Regions from separate parts of the Mus musculus genome. Here regions 1 and 2 are each linked to region 3. A link is a loop called in an ENCODE intact Hi-C map of the cell type or tissue named here. Cell type or tissue: heart. All regions are shown on one strand. Region 1 holds the start of Las1l (LAS1-like (S. cerevisiae)). Region 2 holds the start of Msn (moesin). Region 3 has its middle 61 kb from the start of F630028O10Rik.

Evidence for each region. A loop is a pair of places that touch in the nucleus more often than their neighbours do. Peaks named below come from ENCODE experiments on the same cell type or tissue, not always from the same donor. Only the 100,000 strongest peaks of a DNase experiment are listed, where the experiment ranks them.
Region 1: it touches region 3 in a loop (7-fold over the local background); 2 of 42 quality-filtered maps call a loop at or near these places.
Region 2: it touches region 3 in a loop (2.2-fold over the local background); 2 of 42 quality-filtered maps call a loop at or near these places.

Annotation. Positions count from the first base shown.
Region 1 is chrX:95,953,808-95,961,807 of GRCm38, reverse strand. Las1l (LAS1-like (S. cerevisiae)) reads left to right here and starts at 4,834. Exons shown (of 13, transcript NM_152822.3): 1 at 4,834-5,150; 2 at 5,808-5,933; 3 at 6,597-6,666. The coding sequence starts at 4,960. In heart, a CTCF peak has its summit at 4,582; a DNase peak (open chromatin) is centred at 4,807; H3K4me3 peaks cover 2,088 bases; H3K27ac peaks cover 534 bases.
Region 2 is chrX:96,092,861-96,100,860 of GRCm38, reverse strand. Msn (moesin) reads right to left here and starts at 4,816. Exons shown (of 13, transcript NM_010833.2): 1 at 4,618-4,816. The coding sequence starts at 4,629. In heart, no CTCF peak of the experiment used is centred here; DNase peaks (open chromatin) are centred at 3,800, 4,180 and 4,830; H3K4me3 peaks cover 3,284 bases; H3K27ac peaks cover 2,323 bases.
Region 3 is chrX:96,174,934-96,182,933 of GRCm38, reverse strand. No RefSeq gene overlaps it. Among named protein-coding and RNA genes, the nearest start is that of F630028O10Rik, 61 kb to the left of the region's middle. In heart, a CTCF peak has its summit at 4,308 (motif pointing right); no DNase peak of the experiment used is centred here.

The DNA.
Region 1 (8,000 bases), 220 kb after region 3:
CAAGTGATCCAAAAAACTTGTCTTTGGGGTACAGGAGAGTTTTCTAAACATCATCAGTTCGCCCATCAATTTAGTTTTCCAGTCTCTAATCATTCACAAGTTACCCCATTGGATGGATGTGTCCAAGTATGCAATGAGAATCCTGTGCCCTGGTTTCCAGAATGGAATTCCCATGCCATGGTTCTAAAGAATTCTGTGCCTCTGAATGGATGACCTAAGGTGCTTGTCGACTTGTCTTAGAGGTGGCCACCTGGCCTGGATGAAGATAACTTAGGTGCCCAGGGCCATGTAGGAGGAATGGCAAATGGCTTTAGAACTCATGGAATTTGGCTCACAGGTTACCACAGTCACATGGGTGAGCCTTGGTGTGGTAAAGCCCCAAGGACCACGTGCCCTGAGGACTTTATGCTGTTACAGAGTTCTGCTCTGCTTGCTGCCCTCATATCCCTCTTCATCTAAGAACTGTATGAAAACTTTAAGGGGGCTTCCAGCCCCTCACTGGGCAGTATCTCTGGCACTCACAGTACAAATGTTTGGTCTCTTTCAGGCACTGCTGCTGGAGCAGATTAATGATTCTATCACCACCCTAGGAAAGAACTTAGAGATGCAGATTGTCAGCAGTTACCACGATTCTTAGAAAACATTTGGAAAAATAAAGTTGTTGGTGAAACTAGGTTGAGATATTTTTGATACTGGCTGATATAAAATAATCTTAGGAAACAATCTGAAGTTCAGAAAGGCACACTCATATTAGTTATGCTAGGGACCTAAAGGTCAGGGAACAATGGCAGCACTGGCTGACGTGACTCTCACTGAGGCTGGACTGGTGGTAATTGACTTCTTATTCTCAGTTTTGCCCTCAGCTTCCTGATACAGTATAAGAATTGCTGATGAATAGATATGTATTTTAAGGATTTATGATAGATATGACTGCTTTTCATATAAAAGTTTAGATTTGTGATTCTTTTAAGATTCTCACAATATTACTTTAAAGATAAATAATAAAATAACTACTCTTTTCTTTGTAACCACAAATTGCATCCTGCCAGTAAGAGAAACTGGCTGAGCAAACTCCCTTGCTTACTCACACTTTGTTAATCTATAACAAGTTGCTTAGTTACGAATGTATGTGGCTTTGGGGGAATAATTTGTTTTCTTTACCTGTACTATCTAATGTTATTTCTTGTAAAGGTATTGGAAAACCCATTGTATTTTCATAACCATTTACTAGAAGAAAACTAAAACCTCAGCACATTGTAATTGTATATTGCTTGAAAGATTTTGTTGGGATGTATAAGCTATGGAAGAAAGAATAAAGTATGAGGGTTGAAACACTCATCAACTATGTGTATGTGTAAGATTTACGTATATGGTGGGTTGATGGGTTGGTGCATTGCTCCTTCCATCCAGCAATTGTGTGTGTGTGTGTGTGCGTATACACAGATATATACACATTCACACATGGAATGGTTAGAGCAAGGGTCCAACAAGCAGACTCCAAACATTTCACACATACATACATAAATTAGCAGGTGGAGCAAGCTCCAACACACACCCAGACATGCTATGTGGTGTGTGTGTGTGTGTGTGTGTGTGTGTGTACGTGCACGTGTATACTGATTACTTGTGTTAGTGATTTCTTTGAAAATATTAGGAGGCGGGGTTGGAGAGATGGCTCAGTGGTTAAGAGCACCGACTGCTCTTCCAGAGGTCTTGAGTTCACTTTCCAGCAACCATATGGTGGCTCACAACCATCTATAATGGCATCAGATGTCCTCCTCTAATGTGTCTGAAGAGAACAACAGTGTACTCACATAAATAAATCATTTTTTTAAAAAAGAAAAATAATATTAGGAGGGATTTGTTAATTTAAGGGGTGTCAAGGGTCTCTTAGACAATGAAACACTAAGAGCTCATCTAGCTTAAAAAAAATAAGGAAACCTGCTGGGAGCCAGGCCCATCCATGGCTCTCTCAGGTCCTGATGAAAAGACAAGGGGCCTACTTGGCAGGGTCCTTTCTGGGCCTGGGGGCAGGGCCTCAAAGGAGTCAGAGTTGCAGTTTCTGGGATCTGGGCATGCCGTGTTCTCTTTGTCATCATTGTATCGTTTAGCTTTCTGGGGACCTTGACTATCCCTCTCTCCTGCCAACAGTAAGTATGAAGTTGTGTGGCTTAGGAAACTGGCTTGAGCAAGACCTCCTGATCCCAAATTTTCTCTTACCTTTATTTCCTGCTCCTTCCCCTCAGAGACCTTTACTCAAGAACAACTTCCTGGTCCAGGTCAGTAGAAGCAGGAAGGCAGAGTCAGGTAATGAGGCAAAAAGTCAGAGGAGAGGGGAAGAGGTGATTGGAGAAGGCAAAGAGGTCGAGGGGCAGAGGCAGAGCAGCAAAAGCATTTGTAGACAGGAAGAGGCAGAGTGGGAGACACAGAGTAGTACAGGGAGAGGCAGAGATATGGAGGCAGAGGAGCGAAGGAGCATGGATGCAGAGAGGCAGAGGCAGAAATGTACAGGCTGAGTGACAGGCAGAGGTTCAGAGGGGTGAAGTGGAAGAGGTAGAGCCCGAGGGGCAGAGAAACAGTAGAGGCAGGCAAGCACTGGCAGAGGGAGAAGCAAAGCGGCAGAGGGGAGACTTAGAGAGGCAGGGGTGAAAAGGCAGAGAGACAGGGTGGAGAGGAGGTGGAGGCAAAGAGGCAGAGGGGAAGCTGCAGGGGTGGGGAGGCAGTGCTATAAGGAGAGAGTTCAAAATGCACAGGCAGGGCGTGGGGAGGGTATAGGGAACTTTCGGGATTGCATTTGAAATGTAAATGAAGAAAATATCTAATAAAAATTGTTTTTGAAAAAAAGAAAAAAAAACAAAGACAAAACCAAACCAAAACAAAAAAGAAATGCACAGGCAGAGGCAGAGATTAAGAGAGGCAGGAACAGCCGTGGGCACCAGCACACACTTGGTACCCAGATATATATGCAAACAAACACTCAGACACATAAACTAAACCTTGATATCAAAAAGAAAATCCAAGAAACACCACAGTAATGCCTTTGTTTAGGAACCATCTGATAAATATGAAACATAGTGGGGATAACTGTTGGGGATAGTGTATTAAACACTGGGGTCTCTTGTTTTTATAGTTCTCATGGTCTTAAGTAGTGTAAACAGGGAGAACACAGCTCCGTATCTGAGAATTTTAAACTGAGACTAGCCTTAGAGTTACACATAACTTAAGAAAACATGTTTTCTTAATTCTTTAGAGTTTTTAATTATATGTATTTGTGTTGGGGTATGTTATATGAATCCAGGTGCCAGATGAAGCCATTGGTGTTTGGTGTCTGTGGCACTGGAGTTAACAGGTGATCTGCACTCCAGTCTTCTGCCATTTGAACAATGGAACCACCTCTGGCTCATTTACCTCCTTTCTTAGCAGTCCCATACGAGGCCACAGGGCTGAGCTTCAGTGTCCTCACTGGTAAATTAATAAAGACAAAACCAACTTCAGTAAAATGACAAAATGCACAGGTCAACTAGAAGAATTATTTTATTTAGGCTATCGTCATAGGGAGAATACTTAAAGAACAACACAATAGATGGCTTTGTAGTGGGAGATAAACATGAAAGTCATTCATGAGTGTTATGGGGAGTCATATGAAAGCAAGGGAAAGAGTATTAACTGAAAGCATTTGCACAGGGATGTGGTAGATAACTGGAGTCTAGACTAATAACCTCAGGAAAGGGGCAGAGACTTGTCCAAGGTCACATTGATAGTGGCAAAGGAAAGGTAAGACTAGAACCCTGATTCTATACTCTCAAGATAATTCTAATTCCAGTCATTCAGGCCTTAAATCACTGTGCAACGGGCATCTATCAGCTTACATATTTCTTAGTAATGCTTTTATTTTAAAAAAGATTTATTTATTTATTTATTTATTTATTTATTTATTTATTTTATGTATATGAGTACACACTGTAGCTGTACATATAGTTGTGAGCCTTCATCTGATTGTTCGGAATTGAATTTAGGACCTGTGCTCGCTCCAGTCAACCTGCTTGCTCCTCTAGACCTCGCTTGCTCCAATCAACTCCGCGAGCTCAGTCCCTGCTCCCCCAGGTCAGCCCTGCTCTCTCAGTCCCTGCTCAGTTCGGCCCAAAGATTTATTTACTATTATTATAAATAAGTACACTGTAGCTGTCTTCAGACGCCCCAGAAGAGGACATCAGATCCCATTACAGATGGTTGTGAGCCACCATGTGGTTGCTGGGATTTGGACTCAGGACCTTCGGAAGAGCAGTCAGTGCTCTTACCGCTATTTAACATATAAGATAGTGGGTTCCGTTATGACATTTTCACGCATGTACTTTGCTCATATTAACTTCCTGCCCCTATTATCATCTTTTACTGGTTCTGACCCTTCTCACACTGTTCTCTTTCCTTCCTCCTAACATGCTGCTATTAATTTACTCAGTACTTGTCAAGAAAGCCGATTTTGTTCTACCAAATCTTAAAGCCAAAAACCAAAAAAAAAAAAAAAAAAAAAAGAACCTTGAAAGCACCCTAAGTACTGTAATCGAGAGCAATTCTTCCGTAGACCGCCAAGGGGCGCAAAGCTTTGTTTTGTTTTGTTTTTGTTTTTCTCCTTAAAGTCCATACACGCTGGGACAGACGACGCTCAACAAGACAGGAAATTATGGGAACCTAGAAGCTGAAAGGACTGTGTTTCTGGGTAGGCGGCTTTGTGAATGAACGCTTCCGGCAGCGAGCGGTGCCAGAATTCCGCACGTCAGACCTGTGTCCCACGTTCCTATTGGCTACAGTCACGTTGAGAGGCGGGCTGACGTCGGGGTCATATTCTCCAATTGGCTAATGGTGTGCCGTTTGGAGCAAGGGCAGTGTGTAGCGCAGCATGCTGCGCACTTCAGTTGAGGTTGGGAATCCGGGCGGAGACCTGCTCTTGGCTCCCAGGGCATGGATCGCGTGTGGCGTGCGTGGGACGGGCAGTCCTTCAAAGAGAACCAGCCTGAGTCGCCGAGTGCCAGGGGTATCGTCGTCTCTTGGCTCAGCAGGGCTGAGTGGGAGCAAGTGACGGTTTATCTGTTCTGCGATGATCACAAGTTGCAGCAGTATGCGCTGAACCGAATTACAGTATGGAGGAGCAGGTAAGGCGGCCGGGTCAACCCTCCTGCCTGGGCGCTGGTGGTGCCTCACTCCTTCCTTGGTCGAATTCCCCTACGGCCACATCTTCTATAGCCTTCCCTGAAATTGCCTTATGGTGCCTCTCTCCTAAGTGCCTGGGGAAAAGTTGCAGCCATGCTCCTGTACTCGTCGAAGGAAAACAGGGCGTACGTTCCAATAATATTTTTGTGTCTGTGAGGTTTAAGTTTTATGTCCAAAATAGAGGGAACCTGAGCCCGGGACTAAAAGAGTAGGTTGATATGTTAGGGTGGCTTTCTGGTTCCAGTTAGGGATTGGACTGTCACCGTTTAGGTTAGATTCAGGATTGAGAAGGCTCAGTTCGTTTGATGGGGGCGGGATATAGAGATTTGGGGTTCCCATACCTAAATAATTTGAGCGGGGAGAAAACGGACTGTGTCCACACAACTGTTGATGTCCTGTTCACCCCAGCCAGCTTCTCAATTCCTTTATTATTGTTGGATCCCGGGGACTTGACCCCGTCTTTTCCACAGGGTTTTGTATCTCCGTGCACTTTTCAGTATGTAGGGGGGGGGTGGGGGGTGTATAGTACAACGACCAAGCTTCTCTGGTAGAGGATAGAACAATGTACTGATTTTTATGATGGTGCTGTGGCCCTTTAGGTTAGGCAACGAACTGCCCCTGGCAGTGGCTTCTACTGCTGACCTGGTAAGATGCAAGCTCATCGATGCAGCCGGTACCTTGGGCACTGATGAACTTAGACTGCTCTATGGCATGGCATTGGTCAGGTAAGACCTGCACAGGGTAAGACTGGGGTGTTGGCTTTGGGAACTGGTAAACATGGATTCGGGTACTACCTGAAACAAAAAGCCACGGATGGGCCTTTGTGGGTGAATCAACCTCTGAGTTTTGTTTTTGTTTTTGTTTTTTTAACGTGGCCATGACTATGTCTTGTTCACAGGTATGTCTTGTCCACACAACCCTCTTTCCCTTTTCCAGAAAGTTTTTTCTCTTCTGTTCTTCCTTCCCTTCTAGAATGTGTAGGAGGTATGAAATTCAGAATATTTCATACATGTTGGGGGGAGGGCTACTACTGAGTTTTCTCATGTGACAAAGCCTTGTTCAATCTGTTTGGATGTCTCTCCCTTTGTCCTCTGTTTCTGTCACTTATCTGTGTTCCCCATATTATTTCATGTAGTCATTTATTCTGACATCTACAGCATATTGTGTTCTACATATGTCATGATTATTCTAGACCAAATTTGCCAAGACCAGAAGTGTCTTATTTGTCTGTGTTGTTTCCCTTAGTAAATGTTGGGGTGGGTAGGGACTATCCCTGCTCTGGCTGACACCAAGCATAAGAATGGGGAAGTCAGTAGAAAGGTACTTCATAAGGAATTTTGAGTAAAACAGTTTTTTGGACTATGCCACTTATGTCTCTCCCAACCCAGGTTTGTGAATCTTATCTCAGAGAGGAAGACAAAATGTTCTAACCTTCCCCTCAAATACCTGGCTCAGGAGGTATGTGCGAAAGGTTGCATTGCTCATTCTCTTTTTCTAGGAGGGCTTCCTAAGTAGGTCATGGGGTAAGGTATGCAAATCAACCAGTTTAGCTCATCACTACCAGATAAGCCAGTAGAAGCTTTAGGCCCTTAGCTTTCAAGTTTTTGGTGGTTGTTAACTCATGAAATAGTATGTTCCACGAGGGCACGTGTACATATATTACTGCTATAGTTGTTTTTTATTTGCCCTTCTCTGCTTTCCACTCCTATCCACCCTCTTTCAAATAACCCTTCCTGTTGTGTGCATGTCACACTCCATTAGCTTTCCTTGCTCTCCTTGTCCCTTTCGTTAGCCCCCTTCCTCCCTTGCCCACACTCCTCTTTCTCTATTCTTTGCCCTAAACATATATACACACATATACAAATTTACATCTAGATTCTGCATGTGAGAAAAATTTTGAAACACTTGTCTTTCTGAGTCTGAGCCTGGCTTATTTTGTTTGCTTCACATACTGATCTTCAATACCTGAATATACCATACCAGCATTTACTGTTGCTTATTTTTTTTTAATAATACCAATCTTGACTGGGCTGAGATCAAATCTTGAAAAAGTTTAATTGGTATTTCCTTTTTTGTTTTTTTGTTTTTTGTTTGTTTGTTTTTTTCAAGTCAGGGTTTCTCTGTGTAGCCCCAGCTGTCCTGGAACTCACTCTGTAGACCAGGCTGGCCTCAAACTCAGAAATCCACCTGCCTCTGCCTCCCAAGTGCTGGAATTAAAGGTGTGTGCCACCACGCCCCGCTAATTGGTATTTCCTTAATGACTAAGGCTGTTAAGCACTATTTCAAATATTTATTGACCATGCATGTTTCTTTGGGAACTATATATTAGTACATTTATTGATTAGGTGATGTTTTATTGTTTAATTTTTTTGGATTCTTTATTACTAATGATCTGTATGATATACACTTGGCAGATATTTTTCTCGAATTTTCTAAGCTGTGCTATCTCTTTGCTCTGTTATTTTCTTTGATGTGCAGAAACTTAAAGAATGTCATGCAATCCATTTGTCGAGTCTCAGGATTATTTCTTGTGCTGTTGGAGTGGAGTCCATACCGGAAAGGTTTTGACTGGACGGTTGAATGTCCGGTTTTAAAGAGGATTGCTCCCTTATTTCTCCTTACTTGCATTTCCGTGGGCTTGGCTGGCTCTGCTAGTTTGCAGTGGCCCAGTGAAAGTGAGGAGCCTGACTATGCCACTGGCTAGGGACACAAAAGAGTAACAGTCGAATGCCTGCCCTCAGGGAGCCGGCAATCTGAGGAAAGAAACAGCTCACCCAAGCAGCAAAATAAAT
Region 2 (8,000 bases), 82 kb after region 3:
GACCACCTTTGTACTGCTAGTTTGTTTGTTTTCCCTCTTTAGGGACAGAAGAATGAGGCAGGGTAGCAGAAAAGATTGTAAGTTAAGAAAGAAGCAAATGATAAACTCAGTTCTATCTTTCAAAGATCATACAGAGTCAGGATCTATCTTGGACGATCAGAGCCTGTATGGCCATGAAAAGCCCAACCCTGACAGTACTGCTGGGAGCCAGATCTCCCCCTCCAGGGACCCTGAGTCTAGAAATTCCAGTGGGGGTAGGGGTAGACTCCCAGGAATATACAATGGAACCTAAGAAAGACTGTTGCTAAGCAACACTATTAGAACAGAGTTCAGAATAATTGTAGCTGTCATCACTTCTCATCCATAGAGAATTAGATTTGGAAGCATGGGGAAAGACTAAATGACCTCTAAATGTCCCTTCCACTTCCACAATCTCATAAAGCAGTTGGATTACAGTAACAGTCCAAAGAAAAGGCACCACCTATTTTTATGTTGTTTTTCTTTTTGGGGGGTACTGTTAGGGTTTTTGGGGGGAGGGAGTTAGACAGCCTTACTCTATATAGCTCAAGCTGGCCTCAAACTCACTACAATCTTCTATCCTCCCAAGTGCTACAATTACAGGCATGAGCTACCATGCCTGGCAACACTTCCCTTACAGGCTGCCATTACAGGCACTTAGAGAATAATGCAGTAGTCAATACCACCCCATCACTGACTGACAGAGCAACCTTCCTCCCAAGATGAAAGTAGAGGCTATTTTGTGCCTTGACTTTTCCCTCTCTGTGCAAGAGATTTTCCATGAATAAGTATAAATGAAATCCCCAAGATGGTACCGGTTCTGTTCTCTACTATCTACACTTTCACAAAGGGTTCAGCAAATTGGAAAATCAAGACTGGAGAGAAGATAGACAAGGTAACACTCATCTGTTATGCTAGTATGAGGGAGGCTGAGGTAGAAAGATACAGAGTTCAAGGTCATCCTTGCCTATATATCTAGTTCAAATCCAAATTGGGCAACATGAGACTCAGTCACAAACAATAAATCAAGTGACTTCCAAGATGGCTCAGAGGGTCACCCACTTACCAGCCAAAGCTGACCACTTTATTCACAGATGCCATAGTGAAGAGAACTGACTCCTGAAACTTGCCCTTTGATGTCCACTGGTGTGTGTGTGTGTGTGTGTGTGTGTGTGTGTGTGTGTGTGTGTGTAGAGAGGCTATATAATTTCATAATTGGTGAGGCAGAAATAGGATTGCCTGGAATCAAGGCTAATTTGCACTGCACAGCATGACTCTGTCTCAAAACAAACAAAACAAAACACCCTCAGGAGGTAGTTCACACCTGTAATTCCAGAAATTCTGAAGCAGAGTCAAGAGGATTGCTGTGAGTTTGTTTGTTTAAAAAAAAAAAAAAGGTATTTTATAGGGCCCTGAGGGCTACACAACAAGAAATTGTTTCCAAAAAGTAGAGAGAGAAGGGGGGATGGAGGGGGTGGCAGCGCAGCAGACAGAGGCAGAAGCCTCCCACACAACCTTCATTCCTGATCCTTTGCCCCACCCTCAAGTCTACAGACAGGGCTGGTTCAAGGGTTAGAAGCCTGAAATTCTGCCCCCTATTAGTCAAGTACCACTTTAGTGCCACTTCAGTGGCTCAAGCAATGCTAGGAATGGCAGGAAAATCAACAGTTCATACAGCCCCTGTTAAAGTTTAGCTGAATGCGGGGCCAGAAGTTTTCAAATACTTCAAAGGAGCTGGGCTCTGTCTATCATGGATGATACTATCCAATAAGCACTGACCACTTTTTCCCCTGACTTGCTAAATCCCAGTAAACCAAACAGGTTTTCCAAGACTGATACCTCCCCCTCAAAAAAAGACCTAACCCCAAGTTGTAGCCTTCCTGTTGGTATGCAACATCACTCATGGCCGGGTCCGTCCTCCTCTATAGCCAGTTTCAATCTAGACAACGGGAAGAGTCGTTCTTGGTAGTATGACAACAAATCCCAGCATTTAGGTGGTGGAAGCAAGAGGATTAGAAGTTCAAGCCTAGCCTGGGATTTATGAGACCCTGTTTCATCAAACCAGTTAAATAAATAAATAAATAAATTGTAACAATAAATCATAAAGTTTGAAATAAAAAACTCAAAATCTTGAAAAATTAATAATCTCTTTTTTAGGTAATCCAAGTGGATCTCCTAAATCTTTGAAATTAAACAAAAAAAAAGTGAAAGTGGAATTGAGAGGGAAAGACCTTCTCCAAAAAAGGTTTATTTATTTTTTTATTTTATGTTCATGAGTGTTTTGGCAGCATGCATGTATACGAAAACTGTGCCTGATACTTAAGGACACCAAAAGAGAGAGTCAGATTCCCTGGAACTGGCATTACAGACAGTTGCAAGCTGTCATGTGGGCACTGAGATCAGAACTTGTGAGAGTGCCTTGTTGGGCAATCTCTCCAGCACCAGGAAAAGCATTTTAAATAGAAATTCTCTTCTCTCCAGAAGGGATAGATGGGCTGGTCACAGGGGAGCCTGTGATCTTAGCACTCAGAGGGCTCTGTTGAGATGGCTAGGAGCTGGAGACCAACCTCTGCTACAACAGTATAGGACCTTGTCTTGAAAAACATCAAAGACCAGACTTTGGGAACTAGCAACCAGAGACAGTCCAAAAAAGGTGTATTTCAACATATTTAAAGTAGGCTGCCTGCTAGAACAAATTAGCTTTAACAGCGAAACTGACTTTCTCTAACACAAACGAAGAAATCTGATTTTACACTACTATTTCGTATCTTTCATAATTTAGAAATGGTTGAGTACACGGTACAGAAGGAGTGGAAGCCGGGTTTAGTGGTGGCTACAATCCCTGCACTTGAGAAGAACTACTTCCAAAAGAGTTTTTAAGTATATCTCAGGCTACAATGTGAGTTCAAACCAGCCTTGGCTAGAATCAAACCCTCTATCAAAACAAATGAACAAGCCAGGCATGATGGCTCAAGCCTGTAATCTCAGCACTGTGGAGGCTGAAGCAGGAAGACTGGCAAAAAAAAAAAAAAAAAAAATCTGAAAGCCACCTACATTACATCGGGAGTCCCATGCCAGCCTAGGTTATAGGGTAAGATCCTGCCCAAGTAAAAAGCCCCGAAATGGAATACATGTGATAAGAAAACAGAAGGGAAGACAACTGAGGGGAGGAAGGAAACCTGCCTGCCGAACGGAAGTCTTGGGGTGAAGGAGGCGACAGGAGGGCAGTGGAGGAGGGGAGCAAATTGTAATTTCACATATGTATATACTTTCACAAAGTATACTTTTATATAAGACCAGGAGACTCTCTCAAAAAATAAAAAATAAAAAAAAGAAAAGAACCCCCCCAAAAAAAAACCCCACCTTGGTATTTCTTAAGAACAGAGTTCTGAGAAGGCAAGGACGATTAGGCAGTGTAGCTAGAATACAGTAAGGGTAGCAAGGAAACTTCAATATAGACACAAAGACCTCCTGTATCTATTCACTCTCCTCTCTTCCGAGGCACCCTCATCCCTTCTCCAGCATCCTAGTCACTGTCTCAGTTCTACCAGGCTCAGGCAGTACTAGAGAGATGGGTAGGCTAGCAATATACAACATGGGAGCCCAGCAAGCCCCATTACCTAAGAAACATAATTCACGGTGGTCATAGGGCCTTCATGAGCAAGGACCTGGCGTGACTTGCACAAAAGCAAGCAGAGCTCATTAGTCAAGCACATACCCCTCCCCCACCCCTCCCTACTGGGCATCCGGCCCCCCTAGGCCTCACTCCCTGGAGGCTTCTGCGAGCAACAGCCAGTGGGGTGGAGACCAGATCTCAAATCAACCACCACACTAGATAGGTGTGGCCCCCACAGGAGAAAACCTATACCTCACAAAACGGTCCTGAGGGGATAGAGAGGCACTATGTCTGACAGGGATTTAATAGAGGAAGAGAAACCTGCCCTGTCTTCCAGTGGGTTGTGTGGGCCCCTCCACAGACTTGTGCCTAATGAAGTGTTTGTACCCCTGGGTAAAGTAACCCAGTTGATGAGACCCTTCACAAATCTTCATTTCCCTGGGGAAAGCAGTTGGGGCTAAGACGCGGTGGAAGGGGACAGAGCAGAAGTGGGGTAGAAGAGGGGCGGTTATGGGAAAGGTGGATGGGTGTGCGGGATCCGCCCTGGGCAACTTCCTCTCTCCTCCCCGCTTCTCTGTAAGCTTGGGGGCTCTTCTGAGACAGTGATAGCTTTGCTACAGAAAGGCGCCAATTCCTGGGCCGGGGAAATGTTCTCAAAAGTAAAGTCGTTTCCCCAGTTCCCAACGACCCTTTAGAATAGGGGATTGATCCAGTCCCTCAAAGAGTTTCCACTGTCTCATCCCAGAGGCGGGGAACTGGAACCCGAGAAAGGCTGGCTCCTCCTTATCCACACTTCTAGTTTGTACACCCTGTCACCCTCTAGAGCGCTCAAATTAGGGCTCCACTATCTTCTCCTTCCTAGGGCCTTAGTGGACAGCCCAGCATCCCCGGCAGGCCTGTGAGCAACCAAGCCCGAAGCCATAAAGTGGCAAGGGTCAAGCTTGGAGCCCCCAGGGCCGACCGCGCTAGTTGTCGGCACTCACCGTCTTCGGCATGGTGGCGGCAAGGGCAGAGGAGTTGGTGAAGTTTGGCTGGAAACTGTCGGGCTGCTCTGAGCGCGCAGTACACTTCGGCAAGGACTCCGGAGAACCGGGTGCTCAGATTGGGTCCCACTCTAGCGTTGGGCGACTGCTCCGCTTCCTGCTAACGGGCCACGACTTTACAAACCCCACCCAGGAAAGAGCCGCCCCCGTTGCGCTGCTCGCTCCTTTATGTGGCCGGGCTTCCGCGCCTCTCCCCGCCCTCCCGCCAGCCTGCCCGCGGCTTCGGGCATCGCCCCGCCCAGCCCGGCCCAGCCCAGAGAGGCTACTCTGGCCACGTGGGGGGCCAGGCTCGGGGCCAAAACTCCCCAAGGACTCCCACTCCCCACTAGTGCCCACTCTGCCCCCTCCCACCTTTCCTCACTGCCCCCCTCCCTCCAAGTTTCGACCATCTGACTCCGCCCCCAGTCTGAGCCAGAGCTTGACTGGGGGGCCACACCCTAGCAGATGCTTTTCAGCCCTGAACCATGAGTTACCAATGTTGGGAACCCGTTGCCTAGTAGAACTGCTGAGTTCCCTCTCTAGGAAGCCTTGTTGGTTAGAAAGTTCCCGCTTGTGGACATTTGAACTCCTCTTTTTCTCTGTGACCTCCAATCATGCCACACCTAAGTTCCCTGGGACCACAACAAATCCTCTGCTGTCCATAGCAGCTCCTGAGAGTTCTGCTACTCCTCAGGAAACTTCTGGGCTAAACTTCAGCTCCTCCTCAACAGTTCACTCCCTTCTAGAGGACTCATTTAACCTGTGACATTTCCTTCGACCTTGTATTTATTTGTTTGTTTGTTTGTTTGTTTGTTTATTATTTATTTATTTCATTTTCTCCAGAACTGGGATCCTTTTCCAATTATCTGTCTTCTATGTTCACTTTCAGTCCTCCAATTCCCACTCTCCTCACATCAGTGTCTTGGTCTTTTCCTTAGTCCTTCCCCAACATTTTGGATTTGTTTTGTCTGTCACCAGAGCTGGCTCTAAACTCATTATTTAGCTTAGGTTTGTCTTGAACTCTCAGTTCTAAGACACTGGCTTAGGTTTGTCTTGAACTCATAATCCTACTACCTCAACTAGATTGCAGATGTCTGACACCGGTTCTATACATTCACTTGCTTTGACACAGCGCACTAACAGCAGCCAGTTGACTTGCATTCCCAGTCCTCCTGTTTCTACCACCTTAGTGCTCAGACAATACCAGGCAGACATTCACTTTTTGATAAGAGTATAAGACTCTCGGGTGATATATGCCCTCCAGTTCTGGCAACTGTGCAGGAGCATGGGTTGTGTGTCTTTCATGAAGTAAATTACCATATACCTCAGTGATGGAGAGTCAAACACAGAATAGTGGAAAGGACACCTCAACACTCACCAGGCTTCAGATCATTGTTTCATCATGAACTCAGCCTGTGTCCTCTGCACTTTCTTGGGTAATTCCCTTCCCCCCTCTAGTATTGAGTTTCCCCTTCCTTAACAATGACCAAACTACAGGGTTTCCAAGGTTCTTTCCCATCCAAACATTACAAAAAGAGGAGAAAGAAGTAGCCTATTCAGTAGCCTACAACATAAAGGTTGTATAAAGTCTTGCATTTACACTCATGAGCCAACATGCCTCTATTTCTGTCACTGATACCGCAGTTCATTGACAGGTGGGGGGGGGAAAAAGAACGTTCTCTGTCAAAACCCAAGTATTTGCCTCAAGGAAAAATAGCACCTTTCAGAAGACTTCAGTAGCAGGAGTAGACATGGTAGCCAATCAATCCTTGATACTGCCATGGCCCATGGACCCTCCACCCAATTCAACCTCCCAAATTTAAAGGAACTCACTGATTTCTTCATTCATGTTCACCTAGAGCCTAAAAGATCTTGGCACTAAAATAAATACCTAAAATAAGTCCACTGCAGACTAGTTCAACTTTCTGGAACGTGGAAATCCCCAGTATGTAATTCCCTAACCCCTATGTGTGTGTGCACATCCCCAGCCATGCCACATCCTCCCGTTTACTCCCTGCAATCACATGCAGAAAGGAAAGCTGGGTAGCATGTTAAGGAGCTGAGCAAACCACTAAAAAGCTAAGGGAGGCATAGGAAGCCAAGTGGAGAGAAAAGGATGCCCTAGGGTGTGGGAAAGTAGAAGAGTGAAGGAAGTAGGAGGCTTAGACCTAGAGAATGAGAGATTGCAAATAGTAAAAGTACCAAAAAATGATGGTTAAAATCAGGGCGAGGTGGGGGGAGAACCAGTGAAGTAATACCCCACCTTCCCACTTCACCACACAGAAGCTGCTTAAAGTAGCAATGGTTACTGTGGTCAAGCAACTGGATATTACTGGGATGTTAGACTTGAAATAGTCTATCTTCAGTGCAAAGCAGAGGCAGCTGTGGTGTTTTGCTGTTCTTCACTATAGACAGGGATATTATTCATCTTATTCCTGCCTTTTTGTATGCCATTCCATGTTTACATGATCGATACTTCTATTCTATCCCCCCATCCAACCTCTTATTATGGTCATATGTGATCTGACCATATTAATCCCTACAATTAAGTTTAGAAATGATCTGGCTTATGCCAGTCTGTGAGGAGAAAAAGACATAGAAATAAAGTCTGGACATCCACACATAGATTGGCTCCCTTGGGGGGAATAGGGAACATGAACAGATTTGGGATTTTTAGATGTGCTAAATTCCTAACATTCAAGGAATGCTAGGCAAGTGTGTTATTAAACAGTAAAGCAAGGTAGGGTCACGAGGAGGAACATTCTAGATCCAGTGTCCAAGAAAGCTGGAGACATCACGGTGAAGGGACGGGAGATTGAGCAAGGAGATTTAGGGGCTGGAGAGTTGGGTCCATTGGTAAACTTATTACACAATAAGCATGAGGGCTTGACTTCGAATGTCACCATCCACCTAAAAGACTGGCAAGGAGGTATATGAGGATAAGGATGGGACAGAGACAAGTAGATTCCAGAAGCTTTTGGCCAGCCAACCAACCTGGAGACTTAGTGAGCTCCAGGATCAGCAAGAAATCTTGTGGTAGACTTTAGCATGAATCAGCCTGGCTAGTCTAGCTAAAAAAACTTATCACAGTTCCATGGTTCTGATCACCAAAATTTGCACTTATACTATTGCAATGTCTCCTTCCCTACATTCAACCTCACCCATTTCCCTGCCTCTTTTCCTTCACTCTTCAACCTTCCTCCACTGTTTGGCATCCTTTTCCACTCCACTTGGATTCCTATGCCTCCCTTTTAAAGTAGTTTGCTCAGCTCCTTGACATGTTAGCCAGATGTTCTTTGTGCATGTATTTAAGGGGAGTAGATGAGTGGATGTGGTGTGTGTAC
Region 3 (8,000 bases):
CATGGCTATTTCTAAAACACTTTTCAACACATTTAATAATGCTGTTTTCTGTTTTAAATAGGTATTGACAATTTTCCAGTTCAATTTATTACTGAAAGCACTTCAGAATTCTAAGGTCTAAGGTTTCTATTTCCTGGAGACGGAAACAGGCCCAGAGTAGAAAAGGTAAAAACCTTACCAGTGACAGAAGACAGAATGTGCTCTGGAAACCAGTTGTTTGCACTCCAGACACCTAGTTCAGAATTTTCAGGAAACTGAGATGGACCACAAAATATAATATTGAATAGCAGTTTAAGACCAAGTCTTTAAGCCAGGTGTGGTTGCACATGCCTTTTATCACAGCATTCTCGAGACAGAGATTGGAAGATGCTTGAGTTTGAGGCCAGCCTAGTCTATAGAGCAAGTTCCAGAACAACCAACACTACACAGAGAAATGCTTGCTCAAACACCGCCCTGCAACCCTCCCCCCCCCCAAAAAAAAACAGTCTCCAGGGGTCCCTGATTTCATATCTCCGTTCTTGCGATTTTGAAGCTGTGTTAGTTTAAGCAATCTATTTACCAGTTTGTTTTCCTTATCTTGTAATGGGAACAACACTGCTTTCTGCCATCTGGAATTGTTGTAAATTTTAAATTAGTTAACATGAAAGAGTCCCTAGGTGCATGTACTGGTATATGCCTATAATCCTATAAACTCAGAAAACTGGGGCAAAGTGGATCATGAGTTTGAGGTGACCCTGAGCTACATAGTTCATTCAAGGCTGCATTACAAACCCTTATATTAAAGAATAACCTCTGACACAGTGATCTACATTTTCTTGTTGGCATGATTATATACAGTTTACTTTAAACCAATGACATGTGAGAAAGCATACCCAGCTAGAAGGTGGCTAAAATGTCAACATAATCACTGATGAGTTTTTATATTGGATAGGATACCTTACTTCCCTGTGCCTTAACTTCTCATCTGTAAATGAGGATAATTCTTAAGAGACAGTAAAGAAATATTACGTATGACTTGCTTCTTGTAAAATAGCAGGTAATGCGCAAGGGTAAGGTGAGTAATGGTTATATATAGCATGGTAGCTGAATGAAAAGAAGGAATACATTCAATCTGAAAGAAAAACAGGCTTGAATGTGTGGATGTTGTTTTCTTTTTCCGCAGTGAGGAAGAATGGAACCTAGGAGAGCAAACTAGGGATTTCCAATCCCCATTATCAGCACAGCCACTTCTTTCCCTCTTGCTAATACCAATACACCCACTAAGTAGCCTCCCTCTCTCTCTCTCTCTCTCTCTCTCTCTCTCTCTCTCTCTCACACACACACACACAAAATCATTCATGATGAATTCAAATGCAAACATCTTCAACAGCTATGTATGTTGTGGTGTTGATGTAGGGGTTACAGGTGTGTGTGGATGGACATGTAGATGTGGGTGTCAGAGGACAACATGGAGGAGTAGATTTCCACCATGTGAACTGCGGGGATCAAATGCAGTTCACTGGACTTTACAACAGGCATGTTTACACACTGAACCATTTCATTGGCCCTGCTACATATTTTTTGACAAATATTTTATTTGTCCTTTGAACATTTCACCCATATGTATGATGCATTTTTCTCTTTTTTAATATTTATTTTTCCATCATACAGTACATCCTGATATATGATGTTTTGATCATAATCTATTCTCACCTTCCCTTCCAAACTCTTCCCTACTCCAACACATCTCCCTCCCACTTCCATATCCTCCTTTAAAAATAACCCAGTGAATCCAATAAATAACCCAATGAATCTGATGAGTGCTGGCCATTTGCACACAGATGTGGAGCTGTCCATGAAGCGTGGCCAACCTACTATCAGCCATATTCTAAAATAAAAGTAGCAATCCCTTTCCCAACTGCAATCAACTGACAATAGCTCCTCAGCTAGAAGTGGCACTTCAGAAGCCCACCCTCCTATCAATGCTGGAGTTCTTATTGGCTTGATCTAGTGCAAGTCTTCTACAGGAAACCACAGAGGTGCAATGTACGTACAGCCATGTTGCATTCAGAGAACAACATTTCAGAACTTTCTTCCTTGTCCTCCAGATGTTACTTACATTCTTTTGACTCCTTCTTTCATAATGTTCCCTTAGGTGGAAGAAGTATCATGTAGATGTTTCAACTATGGCTGGACTCTCACAGTCACTTTCACCACTTTGACCAGTTATGTGTTTCTTCATTATCCACTACCCATTTCTTTTTGTCATATTTATTTTAAATCTGAAGTATACCTTGAGAGTATTAGACATTTTGTACTTAGTCATATATTAAAGAAACCTCTTTCTTGGTTAAGCAGTATGCAGAGAGTAGAGTGGAGGATGAAATACTAAGTGTTCTCAATCAACCCTGCTGTGGGATTCAATAAACAGTTCATGTTTCAAGTAGTTTCTCCTAGGCTAGGAGCCATGTTCCAAGATCAAACTCTATTCACCTACAGTGTCCATCTGCCTTTCCTCAAGCTGCCCTAGCAAAGTACAAATTTTAAGTCAAAGAGTATAATTGTGTATGCAAATGTAGCCTCCTGACAAGCCACCTGCTCACAACCATTGTAACTAGATTTCCTGTTTCTAGGTCTTTTGCATAATAGAAATTCTAAAATCCACAAAAAGGTGGTAGGAAGGACTAAAAAAAATAATCATGGTTACCTATAACTCCCATTGCCCCAAATCTCACAACACCTATGAGTATATCATGCTATCTCCTGACAGCCATATCTTGAACAAATTGTCAATTTGTGCTGTTTGCCTTGTTATTCAGTAACTGGTTTGGACTGAATACATAATTCTTTCCCACTAATAAGGCTAGATTGCCCTACATCCTTCCCTGGGCTAAAATTATTTCTTACCTTTTGTATTTTCCATTTTAACAAGGATATTATTTTTTTAAAGAATGGCTATAATTTAAGCCATTCATGTAATTTTTCTTTGTTGGGGCATTAGTCATAGCAATACAAAATTTCCCCAAGTACGCCAAAGTAATTTCTATTTATTATCTATGTGGGGTATTTTTAGCCTTTCAAGTAAAATATATACCCATACAACATGATTACAGTCTTTAACTACTAATGCAGTCATTATTTTTGTTTATCTCTTTGAAAATATAGTAGCAATAGATTGCATATTTACTCAGAATAATTCTAGAGTAATTATGAATGTGCTTTAAGCTTACTATGAATGATAAATGTAATCAAGGAATATCTTTAAGAATATTCATACTCTTCTCAGAAAAAATCTTTCCTCATATGAACCAGCTCTTTGACAACATAATTGTCAAAATCATAATGGGAGCTATGTATCCTGGCCTGGAGGAAGCAGGGCCCAACTTCAAGCCTGTTATGTTTGCTTTTGTCAACACATCTCACAGATATAGGAACATAGAAATTTATCGTGATGGCGAAGGTAGACTTTACTGAGTTAGAGCAGAAACAAAATCTAAGGCAACCACATACCCCAGCTTTCGGTGGTATTTCCCATCAATTACTATAGAATAAAAAAACAAGCTGAGGTCTGGAGAGATGACTCAGCAGTTAAGAGCACTAGCTGCTCTTCCAGAGGACCCAAGTTCAATTCCCAGCACCCACATGGCAGCTCATAACTCTCTGAAACTCCTATTCCAGGGGATCTGACTCCCCCATTCAGACATACATGCAGGTATAACACCAACTTACATAAAATAAAAATAAATTAACATAAATTAAATACTATTTAAAAAAAACAAAGGCTGATTTTACCCACAAGATAATCTGATGTTCTTCTCAGGAGTACTTCTGACCCAAACAAACAAAAGAAGTCATCCAGGTAATCTTACATCACACACACACACACACACACACAGAGAGAGAGAGAGAGAGAGAGAGAGAGAGAGAGAGAGAGAGACCCTAGAAAATAATTTGGGTATGACCAAAACCACTATCCTAGGTCTAATAAAATCCAGCAAAGATCTCGTATCATGCATACTTTCAACAAAAATATGAGACACCAAATTTATGAGAGAAAAGGATAAACTGAGTGTCTGTGTGGTGGTTTCCCCTATATGGTGGACTGAACATAAAATGTCCCCTGTAGGTCCATATCTTTGAACTTTAGAGGACAATGATGCTGGGGAATGTGGTGAATCCTTTGGTCATGGGATCCAGCTTGCAGATACAGGGATACAGGTACAGGAATAGAGGATTAAAGCTGGCTCCACTCTGAACTGTAATCTCTGATTCATGGTAGGTTGAGATGTAGCAAATCACTCTACAGTCCATGACCACTAGATGGAGCCCAAGCCCCCACATCCCCTCCATCGAGATTCTATGATCCTAATATCCTCTCTCCTCTAAGTTGCTTCTTGTAAGACATTTGAATGCAGTAATGAGAATAGTAGCTGATGTACATATTTCCAGTTTGTCCATGTAGACTTGTGAAAGCATATTTCCAGAGATATATATACTTTAAGCAAATTCTGTTTACATCAATCTCATCAAAATACTTATGTTGTCTGTCAAATTATGCAAATTACCTAGATAAATGGTTTGTGGAGAATAGATGCACACAGTATAGCAATATGTATTTATACATTTTGCTCTGTACCTATTTTATCAATATATTTTATTTTCTCATCACCGTTACACCTATGTAGTTTTCATTAGTACACCTAAGTTTTTAAACTTGCAAACTTGTGTAATGTTTTATTTTGTACAGTAGCCTATAAAATCTTACATATTTTTCTTGTTTGTCAGATAAATTTAGAATTGTTTTCTCTTGCATTTACTTTTATTTACTCCACTTTTCCCCATTCCTTTCCTCCTCCCAGCCTTTCCCAAGCCCCCTCCTGCCAACTCCTTCCATGTTCTAACTACTGTCATATCTCTAGCCCCTCTCTCACTCCCTCTCCTTCCCCTCTCCCTCCCCCTCTCCTCCCTCTTTCTCTGTCTCTGTCTCTGTCTCTGTCTCTGTCTCTGTCTCTGTCTCTCTCTCTCTCTCTCTCTCTCTCTCTCTCTCTGTGTGTGTGTGTGTGTGTGTGTGTGTGTGTGTTTGTGTGTACGTGCGCACACATGCACACATGTACACAAATGTATAAATAAAACCTGCTGGGTCCACTTTTGTTTGTGTGTATATGGTTTCAAATCTGTTCACTTATTTTGGACAACCAATTACGGGACTCATTTCTTTTTTTTTTTAGGTATTTTCCTCATTTACATTTCCAATGCTATCCCAAAAGTCCCCCATACCCTCCCCCCCACAATCCCCTACCCACCCACTCCCCCTTTTTGGCCCTGGCGTTCCCCTGTACTGGGGCATATAAAGTTTGCAAGTCCAATGGGCCTCTCTTTCCAGTGATGGCCGACTAGGCCATCTTTTGATACATATGCAGCTAGAGTCAAGAGCTCCAGGGTACTGGTTAGTTCATATTGTTGTTCCACCTATAGGGTTGCAGATCCCTTTAGCTCCTTGGGTACTTTCTCTAGCTCCTCCGTTGGGAGCCCTGTGATCCATCCATTAGCTGACTGTGAGCATCCACTTCCGTGTTTGCTAGGCACGGGGCTCATTTCTGAGAAGGGCTAACACATTCTTAGCAATCAGCAGTTGCCTGTAGCTCCTTGTTCAGAGGTGGGACCCACCATAAGATAGCCCCCCTTCAGTGTTAGCATATCGATTAATATGCCAACGTTCAGATCTTTTTGATACAGTCATTTCTATGAGAGACCATTTTGTGGTGGATTTCCTGGTATTCTGACTTTTACAATCTTTCTGACCTTTCTTCCGTGAAGTTCCATGAACCATATATGCACAAACTATAATGTAGATGTACACACTGAGGCTGCAATTTCCATTATCTGCTGATCTCTCTGCATTGTGTCCATTTGCAGTTTTCTGTGATGGTCTCCATTGTCTGTGAAGAGAAACTTCTTTGATGAGGGGTGGTAGCTACACTGATTTTGTAAGCATGAGATTTAGAATGTACTTAGGAACTATGCTAATCTAGCAAAGTGATAGTAATAGATTCTCTTGTAATGTCTATGACCAGAAAGATGGCTAGGTTTCTAGTTCCAGGATGGTAAATAGTACTAGGTTTCTAGTACTAGCTGGAACCACCATGTGAGCACCACTTACTGTATCTGTCTGTCTACTTTGCCATGCTGATCATGGTTGTGCTTCATAGCTGTCACAGCTTCCCTCCCTTGGCAGTTTACACATATTTTTTTCTGAAACTACTAAAGCTAGACTGCAAGAAGGAGGCTTTCAGGTTTTATCCAACTCCAATCATCTGAATCCAGTGTCCTAAATGTGCAGCGTCTTCAACAATAGTTTACCTTCAGGCTCTGATAGCCAGCCAAGTCAGTCTGTATTCTTTGGGGTGTCTCTTGGACTGCTTAACCAACTATTCTAAAAGAGATTGCTTGTGCATTATTCTGGGGTTCTTATTAGTCTATGGTTCTTATGGCGAGCATTGTCGGCCCTAGCTGCATAACTTGTGTGTATGCATAAATGTTTTGTGTATGATTTTACACAAATATTTTTAAAAAGATTCCTTGAGGCTTTATCAAGCAACTTTGCTGATATTTCCCCCTTCTTGCTCTTCCATCTGTATGGACCTCTCTCCCTGGTACCCAATTAGAATACTCCTCAGGGTTTTTCCATTTCCTACCTCATATCACCTGTATCCTGCTATTCTCCTCCCAACCCTTCCCCGTGTATGGTCCCCTCATACTTCCAGCTTTCTTTGGTCATCCCATGTACTATACTCGCATCTGGAGATTTGAGGATGAGAACCAGAGATGAGAGAGAACATGCAGCATTTGTCTTTCTGGATCTGTGTTATCTCACTCAGCATATTATTTTCTAAGTCCATCCATTTACATGCACATTTCATGATTTCACGTTTCTTCCCAGAATAGTATTCCATTGTGTGTATGTACCACACCTCCACTAACCATTTATCTTTTGAAGGACATTTAGACTGTTTTTACTCCCTAGCTATTGTGAAGGGCAGAAATGAAAATGGTTAAGCAAGTATCTGTGGAGACAGATGACATCCTTTACATATGTTCCAAGGAGTCGTATTGGTGGGTCAAATGGTGAATTCATTTTTACTTTTATTTTCTGATTATCCACACTAATATGCAGATTGACACACCAATTTGCAATCTGACCAACAGAAATCCTCTCTCCCTTAAACCACATCTACAAAATAAAAATAAAAATGAATTTACCATTTGACCCACCAATACGACTCCTTGGAACATATGTAAAGGATGTCATCTGTCTCCACAGATACTTGCTTAACCATGTTCATTTCTGCCCTTCACAATAGCTAGGGAGTAAAAACAGTTAATCTGAGCCATTCTGGTTGGAGTGAGATGAAATCTCAAAGTTGTTTTAATCTCCGGTTTGCTAATTGCCAAGGATAGTGAACAACTTTTGATGTAGTCCTTAACCATTTTTATTTTTATTTCTTCTATTGAGAACTCTCTGTTTAGATGCCTAGCCCATTTTTTTAAAAAATGGGCTATTTGTTTCCTCAATTCTTTGTTTTGTGAGTTCTCTGCATATTCGGGATATTAATCTTCTGTCAGCAGTATATCTGGCAATGATTTCCTCCCACTCTGTAGGATTCCTCTCCAATAGATTGTTTCCCTATCTGTACAGAAACTTTTTAGTTTTGAGTTCCCACTTGTCAACCATTGGCCTTAATCCCTGATCAAATGGAGTCTTCTTCACAAAGTCCTTTCCTACACCTGAATTTTATAGGCTGCTGCCTGTGATCAAACAAACAAAAGAAGAAATAATGGATTTGTACTGTCGTTTGTTACATAATTTATGAGTATTCTTTGTTTCCCCGTATGGTATCAAGTTGCTGCTAGACTGGCATTCTTGCAACATGAAACATTTCATATTTACTTTTACTTTCAAAGTAGTATAAAATAGTAGGTTTCGCTATAGAATTTTCAAATAATAAATTTTTTCTAGTTGA